Regions from separate parts of the Mus musculus genome. Here region 1 is linked to region 2. Evidence: chromatin loops called from intact Hi-C (ENCODE). Cell type or tissue: heart. All regions are shown on one strand. Links, peaks and the distances in the headings refer to the core of each region. The heading gives the core; the rest is flanking DNA.

Region 1 (10,635 bases), core at 3,277-8,276, 860 kb before region 2:
CTTGTCCTAGTGGAACCCATTTGTGCTCTCTGTGTCAAAGCCACAGAAAATGAGACTCACTCAAGCTTTCCAAATGCCAGGAGGGCAACCAGAGAAGACTGCTAATCTTTCAAGAAATGTCTGTTATGAAATGTCAATGGCCCTTATTGTGAAACCTTAACGATGATCTTTAGTGTGGAGCTTATTAGTTTTCAAGGCTCTTCCGTAGGAGGAACAGTGAACAGCTTCTCTAGGGAGGATGGGATTTTCTATCCCAGTTCTTCTGTCTTATCCATTCATTTCTTCCATTCCCAAGAACAACAGAATTTGATGAATCATGGTATTACAATCCAAACAGAGTTTGTTAGGGGAGAAAGTATTACAAAAATAACAGTGGACACTTGTCTTAGTCACCATTCTATTGCTGTGAGGAGATACCTTTATTTTGTTTCAGACCTTAGGACAAGCGGCTAAGGTGCATATTTTATACACCAAAGCAGACCTGACCTCCAGGTCCTTTCAGCATCCCTCAGTCCCTACCTGGAATATCCTACCCCCAATCCTGAACCTCCCAGTCCAGAGGCTGGGCTACCTTTCTCCCAGAGATTCTTTTCCCTTCCTTCCTTCCTTCCTTCCTTCCTTCCTTCCTTCCTTCCTTCCTTCCTTCCTTCCTTCCTTCCTTCCTTCCTTCCTCTCTCTCCTCTCTCTCCTCTCTCCCCCTCTCTCCCTTACCATGGTAACTTCCCTGGGGCCAGTGAACTCACGGCTTAGCATTTTCCTGTTCTAGTTTCATTTATGATGCTGTGAGAAACTCTCTCTCTCTCTCTCCCTCTCTCTCTCTCTCTCTCTCTCTCTCTCTCTCTCTCTCTCTCTCTCTCTGTGTGTGTGTGTGTGTTGTATGTTATCCCAAATTTTAACCCATTAGTGTGGATAAGTCAAGACAGGAACTTCAAATAGCTTAGTCACATCACATCCCACCCCAGCTGAGAGAAGAGAGAAATGAATTCCTACATACCTACTTGTTTACCTGGCCTGAACTCAGTTTCTCCATTCCTATACAGTTCAGACCTCCTGCCTTGGGAATGGTGCTGCCCAGGTGGGCTGGGTCTTTTCACATCAATTAACTAACAATCACCCATAGACATATCTGTCTACAGGCTAACCCTGTGCAGACAGTCTTTCAATGAGACTCTCATTCCAAGTGATTCTCGGTTGTATCAAATTGGCAATTAAAGCATCATACCATCATACCTATCCTCACAGGGTTAAGGTCAGGAGTGGACTCTGTCTGCTGGATCCTCATTGCCTCTTCTCTGCGGGCATACTTAAGGTTATGTGTCCTTAAAGATTTTATTTTTATTATTATTTTAAATTGTGTGCCTCTCTCTCTCTCTCTCTCTCTCTCTCTCTCTCTCTCTCTCTCTCTCTCTGTGTGTGTGTGTGTGTGTGTCTGTGTCTGTGCATGAGTAATTGCACACGTACTTGGTGTCTGGAGAACATGAAGAGCACGTCAGAGCCCCTAGGCTGGAGCTGCAGACAATTGTGACACAGACACTGGGAACTAAATTCCATTCCTTGACAAGAGTAGTGTGCACTTTAAACTACTGAATTGTCTCTCCAGCCCTGGGTTATATGCTCCTAATCTGATTGTGGTTCAAGAAATTATTCTATTTATCCAACAGCACTTACTGATCATTTATAATAAGTTGGACCCTGGCGAGAGGATAGTGAACGTGCTTATAGGCACAGTCTGACAGCTCTGAGCACACAGGCTGTGAGGGTTGCTCTCAGTTCAGAAGAGAGACAGCATCAATAAGTAATTACCCAAAGGTATGAGGACCCAGCAGGGGCAGCCTGTTCTGCCTGAGGAGTTTAGAGAACGAACACTCACTGAGAAAATGGTAATTATGCTAGGGATTAAGGAACCATAGACATTCAGTGGAAAGGGGGAGGGGAAAGATCACCCCTGGAAAGATGCTGCGCTGTGCAAAGGCTCACTGAAAGCTGACCAAGTGTGGAGGATTCAAAGAATAGCAGCTCTCAGTAGCTGCAGATTAGGGGATTTGAGAAGGAGCTGGGTGGAGTAGGATCACAGAAGAGAAGGGCCTGGGAAAGCAAGCTGAGGTCACATCCTGAGACCTTTTCCTGCCATGCTATTGGGAACAAGTTCCTGAAGAGAAGCTGCTCTCCGGTGTGAACAAGACACTCCTGGAGGGAGTTTGTCTGCGGGGGGCCTGAGGGACCCATAGGAATTTTAGTCCTGCGGAGAGACTGGGATTTTGTAGATGCAGACATTAATTACTAATCTTGGGCTAGTTTTGACCTTCTGGAACAGTCATTCCTTGCTCCACTCTATCTGAACTAGCACCGTATGATAATAAATAAAAATCATTTTAGTAAGCCATTAACTTGGAGCACAAACTCTTACCAAGAGCTAAGAAGGGCATCAGGTAAGATTTTAGGCCCTATAAAGGAAGCTTCCCCCATCTCCATGTGCCTGCCTCTCTGATATACCCACCGATATATTTTAAACTTACCTCGATTTATGACTTTCTTTGTTCTGTAAAACTATGAAAACTTCATGAAACTGATTCCATGTTGGAACATGGAATTTAAGTAACCTAAATCTATATTTTCAGTCATTCAAAATGGCTCCAGAATAAATTATCTCTTATTCCCTTTAAAATGAGAGCTATGGTTTTTATGTCACTATGGAATTTGGGTTTTAGCACTGCAGAACCAGTTGTTGTTGGTTTCTTTTCTTTTTTTTTTTTTTTTAAGCTAGAGATAACATTGTTGGACTTCCGTCTTAGCAAGGCCATTTTGGTGACGTCATGGAGGGATGGCGTGTTGGAAGAGAATGTGGCTTGGAGGCAGTTCATGTGTGATACTGGACTGAGGTCACTGGGTGGAAGGAGACTGGCTAATTAAAGTAGAGGGAGGAGTCTCTGGGAAGCAGAGGTTGTGGGGAAAGGAGAGCTAGGAGATTGTCGCTTAAAATAAATTGTAGTTTAAGTTTCTGTGGGATAGCCTTCTCACCAAAACAGACCCAGATGATGATGATGACAACGACGATGAGGAAGACTCTCTCTCTCTCTCTCTCTCTCTCTCTCTCTCTCTCTCTCTCTCTCTCTCTCTGTGTGTGTGTGTGTGTGTGTGTGTGTGTGTGTGTGTGTACTCAGATCTGACACTGTTAAGGTAGCTAAGAACTCAAGATTAGATAGGCCATGGTCCTAGGAGAAAAGCAAATACTATTGTTCTGCTGAAGGTGTATCGGTTCATGATTCACCAAAGAATGATACCCTGGACTCAAATAGTATGTAAATGGAAAGAGTGCTTTATTCTTTATGCTGGGGCCTCTTCCATGACCAAGATAGAGAGACAACCAAGTACCCAAGATACAATTCACAGACCACATGAAACTCAAGAAGAAGGAAGACCAGGGGGCTGGAGAGATGGCTAAGAGGTTAAGAATACTGACTGTTCTTCCAGAGGTCCTGAGTTCAATTCCCAGCAACCACATGGTGGCTCACAACCATCTGTAATGGAATCTGATGCACTCTTCTGGTGTGTGTCTGAAGACAACTACAGTGTACTCATATAAATAAAAATAAATAAATCTAAAAAAAAAAAAAAAGATGAAGGAAGACCAAAGTGTGGATACATCGATCCTTCTTAGAAGGGGGAACAAAATACCCATGGAAGGAGTTACAGAGACAAAGTCTGGAGCAGAGACTGAAGGAATGACCATCCAGAGACTGCCCCACCTGGGGATCCATCCCATATACAACCACCAAACCCAGACACTATTGCGGATGCCAACAGGAGCTTGCTGACAGGAGCCTGAGATAGCTGTTTCCTGAGAGGCTCTGCAGTGCCTGACAAATACAGAAGTGGAGGCTCACAGCCATCCATTGGACAGAGTTTAGGGTCCCCAATGAAGGAGCTAGAGAAAGGACCCAAGGAGCTGAAGGGGTTTACAGCCCCATAGGAGGAACAACAATATGAACTAACCAGTACCCCCAGAGCTCCTGGTGACTAAATCACCAATCAAGGAAAACACATGGTGGGACTCATGGTCTAGCTGCATATGTAGCAGAAGATGGCCTTGTCAGTCATCAGTGGGAGGAGAGGCCCTTGGTCCTGTGGCGGTTCTATGCCCCAGTATAGGGGAATGCCAGGACCAGGAAGCGGGAGTGGGTGGGTTGGTGAGAAGGAAGAGGGGAAAGAGGATAAGGGGGTTTTCAGAGGGGAAACCAGGAAAGAGGATAACATTTGAAATGTAAATAAAAAATATCTAATTAGAGAGAGAGAGAGAGAGAGAGAAAGAAAGAGAGAGAGGATCTGGGAGGAATTGGAAGATGAGAAACTATGATCTAAATATATTGCATGAAAAAATTCTTCATTAAAAATGTGTGTGTATTATAGTGATATAAAAATGCATAAAATGACAAAACTATTGTATAAACATAAGCTTTGCTCATTTATACAGTATATATTTTTATACCTTTCTCTTCTCCTTTCCTTATTTTAAATATCTATGTTTTTGCTATATGTAAGTATTTAAAGCTTATGCAAGTATGAGGGCCAGTTTGATGGAAGGGCACTTGCTGTTAGCATTCTGTATAAACTCCACCCCACAGTTACCTGGCAACAGCCAGGTAGGCTTGACCCACTATAAAAGGGGCTGCTTGCCCCCTCCTCCCTCTCTTGTTCTCTTGTTTCTCTCTTGCTCTCTTGGGCTCTTCCCTTCCCCCCTCCCTTCACCCTCCCTCCATGTGGTCATGGTATGCTTGGCTTCTACTTCTTTACTCTCTCCTTCTCTCTGCCTTTCTCTGCCTCTCTACCCTCTTAATTCCCCTCCCCATGACCTGAATAAACTCTATTCTATACTATACCGTCTTGTGGCCGGTCCATCAGGGGGAACGGATGCCTTGGCATGGGCCAGCTGAGACATCCCCTTCCCCTATACCTCACTACACCCCCATAGAACATAACCCCTACCTCTTTATCTTTTCATAAACACATCACTTGCTACCAAAAATAGGGCCCTGAGTTTGGTCTCTGGGACCTGCATAGAGTGAGGAGAGAACTGACTCTTACAAGTTGTTCTCTGACCTCTACATGCTTGCCATTGGCACACATGCTCTCCATGAATAAATGAATATAAAATATATAAACTATACAAATGTGCCAGACTTAGGAGGTAGAGGCAGCAGGAACTGCCTGTTAACGGCCTTTTTGTCTCCATAGGGAGTTTTGAAGCCAGTTGGGCTAGAGATTCTGCTTCAAAACAAGCAAACAGGCTGGAGAGGTTAAGGACAATTGCTGCTCTTCTAAAAGACACGAGTTGAACTCCCATCATCTGCATGACAGCTTTCAAACAGCTAAAACTCCAGTTCCAGAGGATCTCATGACCTCTTCTGGCCTTGGTTGGTACTGCAGGCAAATAGTACAAAGGCTGGCAGGCAAAACACCCAAACACAAACTGAAAATAAAGTGGATCACAGGGCTCCCAATGGAGGAGCTAGAGAAAGTACCCAAGGAGCTAAAGGGATCTGCAACCCTATAGGTGGAACAACATTATGAACTAACCAGTACCCCGGAGCTCTTGACTCTAGCTGCATATGTATCAAAAGATAGCCTAGTCGGCCATCACTGGAAAGAGAGGCCCATTGAACATGCAAACTGTATATGCCCCAGTACAGGGGAACGCCAGGGCCAAAAAAAAAAAAAATGGGAATGTGTGGGTAGGGAAGTGGGGGGGAGGGTATGGGGGACTTTTGGGATAGCATTGGAAATGTAATTGAGGAAAATATGTAATAAAAAAAAGAAAACATCAATACCCCAAGCAAACAAATAAACCACACAATGTGAAATGAATTTTCTACCCAAAATTGTAGATTAAAATTCTTTTATAGTAGTGGTCAGGAAGTTTTCTTCTAATGTTTAGTATAGTCCGTGTCATGGGTGTTGGGCACATATGGCCTCTTTGTCACAGCTATTCATCACTATCACTGTAGAGCCCAAGCAGACATACATCATATGTCAATAGTTCCCTTGAGTGTTCACACCGCAGTAGTCATGGAAACTTCACTCCCAATTTGACTACTGCTGTGGGGCCACCCTGAAGGGACCCATGTAGGTGGATTCTTGATGGTGCTCTTGGTGTGAGACAGTAGCTACCATGTAAGTACAGAAGGGATAAAAGTCCAGAAGAGTTTTATTCAAAACAGTGTGTGCATACATTATCTTGATTTGACTCCTCTCCTCAGGTAACATAAGATATCTTGAATTTGTATCATAATGAAGAAGCACAACTAAGTGGACATCATAGAATGTATAGTGCAGGATAGAATAAATGTCAAATAGTTCTTCTGGGCAAAGGAATGGCGAGGGAGGTTTCAACTGTACAGAGGGTGGCTGCCAGCAAATCTTCAAGTAAACTCTCTTTACAACAATCTTGTCGATTGCAGTTCTCTGAAGCGCACTAATTCAGGGTTAGGTGTATACTTCAGTGGTAGAGTGCTCTCCTAGTTTGCATGATACCCTAGCTTTCATTCTCAGCAACACACACACACACACACACACACACACACACACAGAGAGAGAGAGAGAGAGAGAGACAGAGAGAGACAGAGAGAGAGACAGAGAGAGAGACAGAGAGAGAGACACACAGAGAGATTTAATTAATAAAGCAATAATATGTTCCTATATGTTTGTATCTTGCAAGGAACACCGGGGGGGGGGGGGTTCATGAATGTCAGGCAAGTACTCCACCTGTTAGCCACATCTCCAGCCCCTACTTTTTATATTAAAAAACAAACAGGCAGATGGATTTTCCTATTTGCAATCAATAGCATGTTAGCCTTGAACACTGGGATGCTTGTGATGCTTCACCAGTGCAGAGTGAGGCTGCATGTGGGTTTAGGACATGTTTGTCAGATATGTATCTGGATTTCTAAGGACCCTGTGTTTGCTGTTTCTGACTTCAGTTTATTTCCCTTTTAAAATTATAGCCAACACACCATTTTTCTTTTTTCTAATCCTGATTGTTCATTTCCTTGCTCCAGGAGTCAAAATGTAATATACATATCAAATATATTTATATTTGATTCTGGGGATAGAATCCAGGACCTCATACATTCCAAACAAGGCCTCCTGCTGCTCTGTTGAATGGCTCTGTATATATCAGTTATAATGTACTATGGTTTAGTGATTCAGCCATATTCTGCAGGTTTTTCTCTATAGCATTGCTGACCACATACTTAGAAATAAGTCAAGAATTTTTTTTTTAAATTAAATTAATTTTATTTATGTGTATGGGTGTTTTGCCTGCGTATATGTTTATCTGTGCATTGCATGCATGCTTGAAGCCAGAACAGAGTGTTAAATCTCCTGGGACTGGAGACAGACAGTTGTGAGCCATTATGTGGGATTCAAACCTGAGTCTTCCAGGAGAGTAGCCAGTGATCTTAATCTCTGAGCCCTTTTTCCAGCTCTGCTCGTTTCTTTTTTTTTCCTTTCTTTCCTTCCCCTTTCTTTTCCTCCCCTTCCTTCCTTCCTTCCTTCCTTCCTTCCTTCCTTCCTTCCTTCCTTCCTTCCTTCCTTCCTCCCTCCCTTCCTTCTTCTTCTCTCTCTCTCTTCCTTCCTTTCTTTCTTTCTTTCTTTCTTTCTTTCTTTCTTTCTTTCTTTCTCTTTCTTTATCACCATGGAGACCCACTTGACCTCAAACTTACAGAGATCCACTTGCCTCTGCCACTTGAATGCTGGGAGAAAAGCATGTGCCACCATGCTCGTTCAGAAATAAGCTTCCAGGCAAGAAGTAGGGCTCTCTTTTTCTTTTTCACATTTAACTTTATTACCAAGAAGCACAGATATTTATATTTAATAGATCCATTTTATTTATTTTTATTTTTTAATTTTTTTCCTGGCCCGCTCTGACCACACTTGCTCTGGTCACTCTTGCTCCAGCCATGCCCGCTCCAGCCTATTTATTTATTATATCTCAGTACACTGTAGCTATCTTCAGACATCCCAGAAGAGGGCATCATATCTCATTACAGATGACTGTGAGCCACCATGTGGTTGCTGGGAATTGAACTCAGGACCTCTGGAAGAACAGCCTGTGCTCTTAACTGCTGAGCCATCTCTCCAGCCCTACCTAATAGATCCATTTTAAATACAAAGTGGGATTTGGAAAAATCAGAAAAGACACAAAATTTGCTCACATATAGTTAAGTAAAAGATGATTTATGGCTTTGTATATTAAAACAAAATCTTCTGAAGTAAGGTGGTGATGGTGCACGCCTTTAATCCCAGCACTCAGGAGGCAGAAGCATGTAGATCTCTTTGAGTTCAAGGTCAGCCTTATCTACAAAGTGAGTTCAAGACTAAAAGAATATGTTTTTGAGGCCAGCTTGGTCTACATATTAAGTTCCAGGCCAGTCTGGAGTACATAACAGGACCTAGTCTCAAGAAAGAGCAGGAGGAGGAGGAGGAGGAGGAGGAGGAGGAGGAGGAGGAGGAGGAGGAGGAGGAGGAGGAAGAGAGGAAGACACCTGGATTGGATCTCTGACCTTAGCATACACATATGAGTGTGCATAAACTTGAACACATATAACGTGTATATACACACACATGCACACACACATATACATGCACATACACACATAACATGTACACACACATATACATGCACACACACATGCACACACGTAACATGTATATACACACATAACATGTACACACATAACATGCACATACACACATGCACATGTACACATGCAGGGAGTGTAGTTTAAGATTCTATCTCATGCTTGTCAGAATGTATATCATCAAGAAAACAGAAAACAAGAATAAATGCTGGCAAAGATGTAGGGAAAGGTGGAAATATTTATACACTGTTGGTTTATATACATATAAATTGGTCCAGCCATTATGAGTTTTCCTTATAAAACAAAAAATAGATCTATCATATAATCTAGTGATACCACTTCTGGGTATATACTCAAATTACTTAAAGGAACTGCACATTTGTATTGATTGCACCCTTCACAATAGGCAAGTTTTAGCATTAGTTGAGGGGTCTATGAACAGATAAATTTACAACAAAAACATGGTATTTCTATACAATGACATTTTAATCAGCTGTAAAAAAAAATATGTGCTTTTTGGGAAACAGATAAAACTGAAGATTATCATGTTAAATGAAATCAGTCCAATGGAGAAAGACAAATACTGCATGTTTTCTCTCATTTGAAGATCTGAGAATTCTTTGTTGATACACTAAACCATGTATGTATGTATGTATATGTATATATGTATGTATGTATGTAATTGTATGTATGTATGCATGTATATCATAGTCAAGATTTCAAAAATATAAAGCAAAGAAGCAATACTAAAAACGTTAAAAAGAAAGATGTCAAATTACATGCAGAGGTAGAAATATGAGAATAATAGCAGATCAGCAACCCTAAAAGCTAGGAGAGCATGGAATGATACACTCCAACCTTGAAAGCATATAACTGTCAACCAAAATTGTTATACACAGCAAATTATCTATTAAAATAAGTGGGAAATAAGAATTTTTTAAGACAAAAAAAGCTAAGGTAATCTCCTTAAAAAAAAAAAAGCTAAGGTAATTCATGATAACTAAGCCAGTACTGCAGAAAAAATTTAAAGCATTCTCTACATGGAGGAATAAGAAAGACAGTTTCACAGATAGCAATATGAAGGGCAGAATACAGTCCATGAAGGAAACAGACGAACAGTGCAGAAGGGGAAAGAATCAATCATGTCCAACACAGCAAACATCAAGCCCTAGCACAGCGAGGAAGAAAAGAAATGACAAGTATCCAATCAAAACAACAAAATAGTGAACAATAGCAAACACAACTCAACATTTAGTTGCAGCTGGCTTACAGTTTCAGAGGTTCAGTCCATTATCATCATGGTGGGAAGCCTGGCAGCGTCCAGGCAGACATAGTCCTGGAGAAGGAGTTGAGAGTTCTGCATCTTGATGGAGGGCTGCCAGAAGAAGACTTGCTTCCTAGGGCAGCCAGGAGGAGGCCCTTTGGCCCTCTCTCCTGCATTGGGTGGAGCTTGAGTTCTAAGAGCCTCCCAAACCTGTCTACACAGTGACACACCTCCTCTAACAAGGCCACACCTATTCCAACAAGGCAACACCTCTTAATAGTGCCACTTCCCATGGCCAAACATTCAAACCACCCCAGTTCTCCTCTTCCCCATTTGTTTGGGTTCTGGGGATTAAACTCAGGACATCAGGTTCACATGGAAAGTGCATCCACTTGTTGATCTGAGTCATTTTGTAATTGAGGAAAGGCAATCAGCCCTGATTGGCTACAATGGACAAATGAATAGTGAAGATATGATTTAGCCACAAAGAAAGTGAAATTATAAAAATTTCAGGAAAAGCAATGGAACTGTAAAACATCATATTAAGAGAGGAAACCCAGGCTCAGGAAAACAAATACTGTCTATTTTCTCTCATCTATAGATCTTACTCTCTGTCAAATATGCAAGTTTAGGTAAGAGTAAGTGTGGGTACAAAGACCAGGAAACTAGGAAGGAGGACATGTGATTGGACAAAAGAGGCTTTAAGGATGGGGAGCAGGGAAGACAATAGAAGAA
Region 2 (10,635 bases), core at 2,800-7,799:
GAAGGAAAACCACAGAGTGGATTCTTCAGATCAAAATACCCATGGGAGGAGATGCAGAGACAAAGTTTGGAGCAGAGACTGAAGGAAAGGCCATCCAGAGACTGCCCCACCTGGGGATCCATCCCATAAACAACCACCAAACCCAGACACTATTGTGGATGCCAACAAGTGCTTGCTGACAGGAACCTGATATAGCTGTCTCCTGAGAGGCTCTGCCAGTGCCTAGCAAACACAGAGGCAGATGCTCACAGCCATCCATTGGACAGAGCACAGGGTCCCCAGTGAAGGAGCTAGAGAAAGTACCCAAGGAGCTGATGGGGTCTGCAGCCCCCTAGGAGGAACAACAATATGAACTAACCAGTACCCCCAGAGCTCCCTGGGACTAAACCACCAACCAGAGAGTACACATGGTGGGACCCATGGCTCCAGCTGCATATGTAGCAGAGGATGGCCTTGTGGGTCATCAATGGGAGGAGAAGCCCTTGGTCCTGTAAAGGCTCTATGCCCCAGTGTAGGGGAATGCCAGGGTCAGGAAGCAGGAGTGGGTGGGTTGGGGAGCCAGGGGGAGGGGGATGGAATAGGGGGTTTTCAGAGAGGAAATGGGGGAAGGAGATAACACTTGAATTGTAAATAAAGAGATTATCTAATAAAAATTAAAAAAATAAAAAATGGCATTTAATTGCTTTCTGTGATGCTTTTATTTTCTTTCTCATAAAAATTTCTAACCAAAATTTGTCAGTTTTTATTATTTTAGTTAATTAGTGCGCACATGCGTGAGTGTGTGTGTGTGTGTGTGTGTGTGTGTGTTTTGTCCTGTTTTTAAACAAGGCCTCACTATGTAGTCCTGGATGATCTAGAACTCTTTATGCAGATCAGTCTGGCATCAGACTCACAGAAATCTACCTATCTCTCTGCCTACCAAGTGTTGGGATAAAAGGTATTTGAGACTATGCCCACCCTCCAAATTTCTAAGCCAAATTTAGTTAAATATTTCGTTTCTGTTAAAGTAGGAATTGGATCTAGGGCTGTCTGTCATTTTGGTGATATATACATACATATATGTGTGTATATATATATATACACACACACATCTATCTATATATCTATATATATCAATATATCTCACACCCTAAAGACTGTAACTTCCAGGCTCCTGTGACTTGTGGCATTCAGACCTGCTGTCATTGCGGGAAGACTTGCATGATTGCCCTGCTGACAGGACAGTAGCCAAAGTGACCAAATTTGAGTTTCACATAAACAGTAAATGATGTTTCAAGTATAAGTTTATTAGACACATTTATATTTAAATTTTCATTCAATGCTGATATGAAAGTCATGCCTCTAGCATGTCTTATCTTGGATGCTGTGATTTGGTTTATCTGTTGTTGTTGGGTTTTTTTTTTTGTTTTTGTTTTTTTGAGACAGGTTTTCATATAGCCTAGATTGGCTGTGAACTCATTGTTTGGTCAAAGCTGATTTTGAGCTCCCCATCTTCCTGCCTCTACTCTGGAGTGCTACTATGGTGAGGACACCATTCCTGGTTAGAATGTAAGTTTTACATGATAATTTGGTTTCATGCTAATGTATTTTTAAGACATGGTCTCTTTATATGGCCATGGCTAGCTTGACATTCACTACATAGCCCCCTGGCTGGCCTCAAACTTGTGTCAATACTTTTGCTTCTGCCTCTCAAGTTCTGGGTTTATAGTCATGTGCCACCATGCCCAGTTAGTTTTATGTTCTTTTCTTTTGTAATTTAATTTAAATTGATGTATATGGGTGATTGCCCTACATGTATGCTTGTGTACTACATATATGCCTGGTGCCCAGAAGAACGCATTTGATCCTCTTAAACTAGAGTTACAGATGGCTGTGAGCTACCATGTGGGTTCTGGGAATAAAACCTAGGTGTTCTAGAAGAGTCCAGTACTCTTGAATTCTGAATCATCTCTCCAGATCCTAGTTTCATTTTGTAAGATACTCCTCAATCTCGTTTTCAGCCATCAGTGACCTCTCTTGGGACAGTCAGTCAAGACCAAGGCTTGGCTGTGGGATGACAATGAAAAAACTGATTTTCTGAGACTCTAAGCAGCTATTCTAGAGGCATGTCTAGAGCAGCTTGAGGAATTTGTTCCAGTCTCAAACTCAGCATATCAGTGTTTCATCTTCAATTAATCCTAACTGTGGGAAATGCCTCTGAGCCTCTCAATGGAAAATTGCCTTTGAACCCAAGTGATTACCTGTCCAGAGCTCCCTCCTGGGATCCAGTACCTAGAGACTTTGCTTAAGATTGCATCCTAGGTTTATCCTCACCCCACATGGAGTATCATACTTGATCTCCTGGCAAGTTTTGCCTATTTGGGGACAGATTCTTGGCTGTCAGAGCATTCCAAAGCAAGGTTACAGATGATGTAAAATACAAGGGTACAGATGCCTGGAAAGGCACTAATGATGGTGAAATAGGTTGCTTTGGGGGAATCATTTTTGTTTTAAATAGGCGCTCAAAAGACCTTTCTGGCACTTAACAGAGGCAAATGCAACTTCCTCTCCTTCTGGAGAATTATTTGTTTTCTTCATTGATCCATGTTCCCAAGAGCTTATATCATTTTTCATCATCCAGGAGAATTCACTGGAGATGAGGATTTTTTAAAAAAGTCTAGATTGAGCTATTTCTCCAGCTTCTGCCAACACTGCCCAAACACAGCAAAACAGTGTTTAGTTGTTCCATAGTGCCATCTGCTGATAAAGCAGCAGGCATCTTCAAGTTTTTCAGTGTAGTTTACAAGGGTAATTGTTTCTTCCTTAAAGGGGAAAGAAACCATGTATTTCCTTGGTTAAGGTCAGATTTGTTTTGCATTTGTCTTACTTTGCTGATACAGAAGAATTCTGTTTTCATATAGCCACCAACCTTGCAAAAGGTATAAGACAAGCTGAGTGAGATTGCAAAGGCCTATAAATCCCAACACTGGGAAGGCAGAGTCAGAAGGATCAGGAGTTCAAGACCAGCCTAGGACAAACAAACAAACAAACAAACAAACGCAAAAACAGTCCCCACCAAAGAAAACCCAATGGAACTGGAGAGATAGCTCCACCATCAAGAGTGCTTGCTGGTCTTCCAGAGGATCTGAGTTTTATTCCTAGGACCCACATTGGATGGCCTACAACTGCTTATAACTCCAGTTCCATGGGATTTGATGCCTCCAAGGGTACCACACTCATGTGTTCTTTCTGTCTCTATCTCTCCTTTCCTCTCTCTCTCTTTCATATACACATACAAAATTAAAAAATTAAAATCTACATTTTTAGGCATGGGTGGCAGAAGGCCTGCATGGGCGAAGGAAGGCAGACCAGACCAACTTGGCTACCATCCCCTCCAAGATCCAGTGCTTTGAGTCTGCCTACCCCACATGTACTCCATCTCTCAGGTACTAGAGTATGTGTAGGAGCCAATCTTGTAGAACCAGGGGTAATTACTCAATAGGGCCTAGGCCCATTGGCTAGCCCCCAGGATGGAGATGCTGTGGCTGCAGCCCTTGCTGCTTGCCCCACTGGGAGGCAAAGAGCATGGGGCCGTGGTGCTACCTACAGGCTACAAATTACAAAGGTAGTAGAGCCCAGCAAGCCTTGGGGTGGCCGACATCAATTGGTAGCATCCTGGAGGTAGCATAGAGACTCCCCCAAGATGCCCTGCTTAGCCTCGGGATCACTCTGACTCTGGGTAACAAGAGGATATCTGAGATGAGTCACAGCAATGGTCCAGTATTTTATGGTATGTCAGAAGCCAAAGACCTTGAACCAGATCAATGACTCACAGCAATCAATGTTTGCATGTAAAGCTGTTTGGGTGAAAGGGTATACTGTGTGTCATACTGCAGTTTCCAATGACACTATGACAAGCAGGTATGAGATGGAGAGGTGGGAGAGATGGAGGAGCAGAGCAATATGCAGTAGAGAGAGGGAGGATTAAAGACTTAACAATGGTGGCAGGTGTTAGAGAAGGCTGTGGTGGACCAGGGAGCTTGTTGCTGAGTAGGGCAGTGTGTGTGTGTGTGTGTGTGTGTGTGTGTGTGTGTGTAGCAGCCTGAAGCTAGTGCAGACCCCTACACCTCAACATGCTGTTCAACTACATGATCTCCCTGACTTTGAGCAACAGCAGGATGTCCAAGATGAGGAACTGATCATTTTCTGGATTGGACTTCCTTGAAAGACCACCTCCAGAGGCCATGCTGGTATCCGTGGTCCATGCTATTGCCCCAGGCCAAGTTGAAACCTGAGGTTCATGTGGATACCAGTGGTCTGGACTACCAAAGGAGGCCAGGTTGATACCCATAGTCTACAGCAGGGGGCCAAGTTAGTGTCTATAGTTGTGATTTCTGCCTGAGGTCATGTTGAAGTCCTTGGTCCATCCTGCCCCTGAGGTGCTGGGGTCCATGGTTCTACTTCAAACAGGGATCTTGTTGATGTCCATGGCCTGTGCTGTGGGTGAGGGCTGTGTTGATGTCCAGAGTCTGTATTGCCACCAGAGACCATGCTGAGGTCTGTGGCACGTGCTGATCCCAGAGGCCATGTGAATGTCACAGTCCATGTTGTCACCAGAAATGATGTGGATGTCTATGACCTGGTGCTTCTGCTGCTTGTAAAGGGGAAGGAGGCTACTTTTGCAGTGGTATTGATGATGGCAGACTCACAGGTGAAAAATGGACATGAAAGGCTTCTGGGACAACCCCTTCCCCATCTCCTCCTCCTCCTCCTCCTCCTCCTCCTCCTCTTCCTCCAAAAATACCCCCAAAACAAAAAACAAAACAAAACAAAACAACAGCCTAGGCAGAAAGGGACTGAAAAGAACTCTTCAAATTGTGATAAGGATGCTAAAGTGTAGCTCTCAATAATTGATGGCTTCTGGTAGGGGGCAGCATTGTGCAAGTGGGGAAAGGCTCAGTTTTCTTTAAGGGGCTGGCGACTGAGATTTCGACCAATCTCCAGTGAGTATATGGGTAACACATATTGGGCTTGTGCTTTTTGTTTCAATTTTTCTTCCTTCCCTTTTTCTGGGGGGGGGGGAGTGGGGAGGTCACAAGGGTGGGAGGGTCTTGGAGGACTGGGAAGTGAATATTATTGGAGTAAGTTCTGTGAAATTCCCAAATAATCAACAAAAATATTATGTTGGAAATAAAACAGATTTCTGTGAGTTTGAGGTCATCCTGGCATACATAGTGAGTTCTAAGACAGCCTTTCTTTGAAAAAAATCATATTAAGGACAAAATGTAGTAACATAAAAATGTAACAAAGACTTTCAAATGTGCTTTATATAACAAAGTTCATATTTCTGGGAAGCCATATAATCTATCTATCTATCTATCTATCTATCTATCTATCTATCTATCTGTGTGTGTGTATACATATATTTTTTAAAAAATAAAGAAATAAAGGAAACAAACAGAAGTTTGACGACCCAAGTCCCATTTCTTGGACTCACAGGGTGGAAGGACAAAAACAAATTTCATAAATTGTTCTCTGACCTCTACACACATAATGTATCATGTATGTGCCCCTACACATGATGTGCAGGTATACACTAAAATAAATACATACATAAAGGAGTAATAATAAAAGCTTTAGATTACCTAAGATGGTATTGCCTATTGGGTCAACTCTGTCTCATGGGAGTTTAGGCCTGAGCTACCATATACCCAATAAGGCTTTATGTGATGTTGGTTTCCATGATACAAGGGCCACATTTAAATATTGACCAGAGGGAAAACTTACACACACTTGGGGCAGGGAACAGTTTGGGAGGGAAGAAAGGAAATCCTGTCTTCAACTTGTGCCAAAACACATTTCGCTCTGGTTGTCCTACAGTGCCATCTAGTGTCTAAAATAGGCAAATGTGCACATGCAAAAACTGGATTCAGTTTGTGGTACTCACTTGTAGTCTCCAACTCAGAGGGGTGGAGGTAGGATCAGAAGCTCAAGGTCATTCTTCAGTACATATCGAGCTGAGGTCAACCTGGTTTATATCAGGCCTTTTCTAAACAAACAAAGAAAGCCCAAGAACAGACTGAGTCCCTCCTGGCTCTGAGATGGTAGCGACACCAGGAACCCTAGGACTTTTTGGTAATCTGCTCTAGATGAATAAATAGTCTCCAAGTTCAGTGAGAGACCTTGTCTCAAAATACAAGATGGCAAGAGATTGATGGAGACATTGATGTGGTCCTCTTGTTTACACACATGAACACATGTGCACATGTACCAGCACATACCTCTACAGACATACAAGCATGTACACATACACACACAGGTGAGGGGATACATTTCTGGAGATCATGAATTTGGTGGCATATGCCTATAATCCCAGCCCTCAGGGATTCAGAGCCTAGATATTAAGTTCAAAGCTCAATGCCAGGGTGTCTGAAAAACAAACAAACAAACAAACAAACAAACTCCAAAAGAATAAAATTCTGCTTTAAAGTCATAGAATTTGTGATAACTAGTTACAGTTGTTTTTTTTTTAATGAATGTTATTATTATTTAGAAATCCTACCTACTGCTTCCCAGTCTGTGACACACAATACCAAAGATGTGGAGAGAAAAGTAATGGAGCAATCAGAGCTTTTCATTCCTCCTGACTTTTCTCAGCCCAAATATAGAAATCTTATACTGCATAACTGCAGGTACTTACTTTCTTCCTTGGCAAGCTAACAGGACAAGAGATCTTTCCAGGAAATTTGATGTAAAAGTTTTTCTAAAGTTATTAAATTATTAGGCGGCTGGAAAAATGTCTCAGTCAGTGATTGCCATGCAAGTGGGAGTTTGGATCTCCAGCTCCTAGGCAAATGCTGGACTGCCATTCAGATCCCCAAGGCAAGTGGACTAGATAGATGAGTTGAATTGGTGAGCTCTAGGTTTGAGAGAGACCCTATTTCAATAAAAATAAAAAAGGTAGAGACTGTTCAAGGAAAATGACTGATGTTAACCTCTGGTCTCTACATGCAGACTTACACAGAGGCACACATATCTGTGCATGCATACAGGCCCATACACATAAAAATATGTATCCAGGCATACACATAGTACACACTTAAACATACTATTATCATTATTGCGATTATTTCTTGAATTGCTTTTGAGCTAGGGTCTCACACATTAGCACAGACTGGCCTGAAGCTAATATGTGGATCAGACTAGCCTTCAACTTGTGCTGATCCTCTTGTCTCTGAAGACTGAGATTACAAGTCTGTCACTGTACATTGGGTTATTGTTGTTGTTGTTGTTATTGTTGTTATATCTGAAAAGTCTAATAGGGAAAAGCGTTTTTCTGAAGAAGGCAGCCCTGCTTCCTTCCTACCGATGAAGTGTTATTCCACGGTACCTATCCCCCCACCCCCGCCAAAGTAAAAACAATTTTCAACTACATTAGGACACTAATTTTGGGTCTCACATTCCTCTCAGAATGCTTCTTTGCCAACTTACTTTTTAATCACCTTCAATTTTGGGTAGATTGAGAACATTGCTAAGAAAATTGTCAATGGAATAAATACTCATCTAAAGTCATATATTTAAACCTCAGTTTCAAGATTCTATTTTGCACATGTAATTAAAGTGGATGATAGCCACTTGAATTCTCACTGGGTAGAGTCTCTACAGGCCTATTTCTTTTGTGGCTCCCATTTAAATTCTTCATTAATTACACATTCTATTTAATTATGACTCCTACTTCATGATTCTTCTCCTATTCTGTATTCCCGAATTTAAAATCAGACCCAGACAGTGATTTCTCTCTGTGTTCATACTACTTACATGTTCTGAGACTAGGACTCTAGACTACGCTGGATTGAAAAGCCTAGGTACACTTTGAATTTCTGATCCTCTTGTCTCTATAAATATGCAACATCATACCTGTGAGGTATCTAGTCTCTATGTTTTTCTTTGCTGTAGAAAATCGTGTTCGTATCTTGAAATTCATCTTGCCTGGAAAACATTTTTTAAAAACTGTATATTTTATAGTCTGTCTCTCTCTCCTCTCTCTCTCTCTCTCTCTCTCTGTGTGTGTGTGTGTGTGTGTGTGTGTGTGTGTGTGAGTGTGTTTGTGTGTTACATGTCATAGCACATTTGTGGAGGTCAGAGAACACCTCGGGAGAGTCAGTTCTTTCCTTCCACTGTGTGGATCTTGGAATACAACCCAGATCATCCGGCTTAGCAGCGTGCTTTTACTGCTGAGTCATTTTACTGGCCCTTGCCTGGGGGGACTCTTCCCTGCAAGTGTTCCCACCATTAATGGGGATCTGTAGCTCCTATGACTCCTCTCTCACCAGGCCATCCCATCTGAGTTTGAGGCACTCCTGTATGTTGTGCAGAGAACAGCCCAGATGATACAGCTATGAAGACCACACAACACTTAATTCTCACATGTTGATGCTGAAAATAGAAGTGGATTTTCCCTTTTCTGTCATGGCTTCCTGCTAACAACTTTATAGTGGAGTGAATGTGAAAATCTCTGGAGCTTAAAAACACTGATTTCACAGTAGTTGAACACCTCTGAAATTGTCAAGGCCATGTGATACGATGACACAGAAGGTGGTTACAAGAGGCATAAACCTAGCAGAAGCTAGAACAGACCAAAACAGAAAGGAACATGGCTCTATATCCAACATATATTCACCATATGAGATAGGTAAATAGGTGAGGGCCCTATATGTTTAAACAGACTGGGATGTAAGACTTTTTTAAAATATCAAATAATGTAACTTGATTTCCAATGTTTGGATTTACTTATTTGTTTATTTATTTATTTATTTATTTATTTCGTAGGGTCTCATGTATTTCAGGCTGGCCTTGAACTTATAAGCTGAGGTTAGTCTTGATCCTCTTCTCTTTACCTTCCCAGTGCTAGGGTTAAAGGTGCCATCACACTCAGCTTGTGCAATGCTAGGAATCAAATCTAGAGCTTTGGGAATGCTAGACATGCACTGAGCTAAAAGCCCGGCACAAGTTCGTGAATCTTTTCCTGTGAGGAGCGGGTATGGCGGCAGTCCCAAGAAGGTGCCAGGGACTGCAGCTAAGTCTTATGACTTGCACCTGACTTCCTCACCTGAGTATAAGCCACAACCATCGTGAAAGCTGCACAGGGGTACCAGGATACTGGCGAATCCATTTTGGTGGAGATATGCCCCTGCTGCCCTGATTAGCTGAAGCTGTGTGCCTGGTGAGGTGGCGTGGCCTGCTGTGCGTGGATGGGAACTGAGAGTATATAAGAGTGAGAGGCCCCGGTTAGAGGGAGGATTATTATTCAAGAGAGGATTATTATTATTGGGAGATATAGATGAAGAGAAAGAAGAGAGACGAAGACTGAACTTTGCTGAATAAACTGCTCTTAGAAGGACTGGTGGTCGTGTCGTTCTTGCTGGTCAAGAGCGGACGCGACATTTTCCAATTGTAAAAAGGATTATTTTTTATTTGTCTGTCTGAGTGGGTCTATACCGTATATGTGTGGCCAAAGAGGCCAAAAGGGGGCTTCAGAATCCCTGCAGCTGCAGTTACAAGCAGTTGAGAGCCAAGCATAGGGGGTGTTGGAAGCTGAACTTGGGTCTTTAGGAAAAGCAGAAAATATTCTTAACCCCCGACCGAGCCATTTCTCCTGCCCCAGTTTCTGAATCTTGATGCCCTTAATTTCCTGGATGTTGAAGCTCTAGCATGACTTTTTAAAGTTTGCAGCCAGATAAACATCAGGCCAAATGTCATTTTTATTCTGTGGCTGATTCTGATTTCTTTGTTGGTGTCTAATTTGCTCTAAACTGAAAATAAAATTAACTTTTTAAAAAATTAGTCACTGCCCTGAGATTATTTTATTTTATTTTATTTTATTCTGGTATTTCTTTTTTGTTGTTGTTGTTATTCTTTCTTTCTTTCTTTCTTTCTTTCTTTCTTTCTTTCTTTCTTTGGTATTTTCTTCATTTACATTTCCAATGCTATCCCAAAAGTCCCCCATACCCTCCCCCCCCAACTCCCCTCCCTCCCACTCCCACTTCTTGGCCCTGGCGTTCCCCTGTACTGAGGCATATAAGAACCCAGATACCCCTCAACAGAGGAATGGATACAGAAAATGTGGTACATTTACACAATGGAGTACTACTCAGCTATTAAAAAGAATGAATTTATGAAATTCCTAGGTAAATGGATGGACCTGGAGGGCATCGTCCTGAGTGAGGTAACCCAATCACAAAAGAACTCACGAGATATGTACTTACTGATAAGTGGATATTAGCCCAGAAACTTAGAATACCCAAGATACAAGATACAATTTGCAAAACACATAAAATTAACTTTTAAAGCAGCACTTGTCAGAGTTCTTAGAGTTGGAGTTACAGGTGGTTGTGAGTCACCTAATGTTGGTTCTGAGAACTGAACTTGGGTCCTCTGGAGGAGCAACAAGTGCTCTTAACTGCTAAACCATATGTCTAATCCAATGGTTCTCAACCCTTTGGGGGTCAAAAGACCCTTTCACAGGGGTCGCCTACGACCATTGGAAAACAATATTTACATTATGATTCATAACATTGGCTATATTACAGTCACAAAATAGCAACAAAAATAATTTTATGGTTGTGGCTCACCACAACATGAGGAACTGTATTAAAG

What was found. Peaks named below come from ENCODE experiments on the same cell type or tissue, not always from the same donor. Only the 100,000 strongest peaks of a DNase experiment are listed, where the experiment ranks them.
Region 1: a loop joins it to region 2, with 5 times the contacts of the local background. A loop is called at or near these places in 14 of 42 quality-filtered maps.

The regions. Positions count from the first base shown.
Region 1 is chrX:160,164,948-160,175,582 of GRCm38, forward strand. No RefSeq gene overlaps it. Among named protein-coding and RNA genes, the nearest start is that of Pdha1, 32 kb to the left of the region's middle. In heart, for the core only: a CTCF peak has its summit at 5,398 (motif pointing left); no DNase peak of the experiment used is centred there.
Region 2 is chrX:161,027,710-161,038,344 of GRCm38, forward strand. No RefSeq gene overlaps it. Among named protein-coding and RNA genes, the nearest start is that of Cdkl5, 38 kb to the left of the region's middle. In heart, for the core only: CTCF peaks have their summits at 4,902 and 5,875 (motif pointing left); no DNase peak of the experiment used is centred there.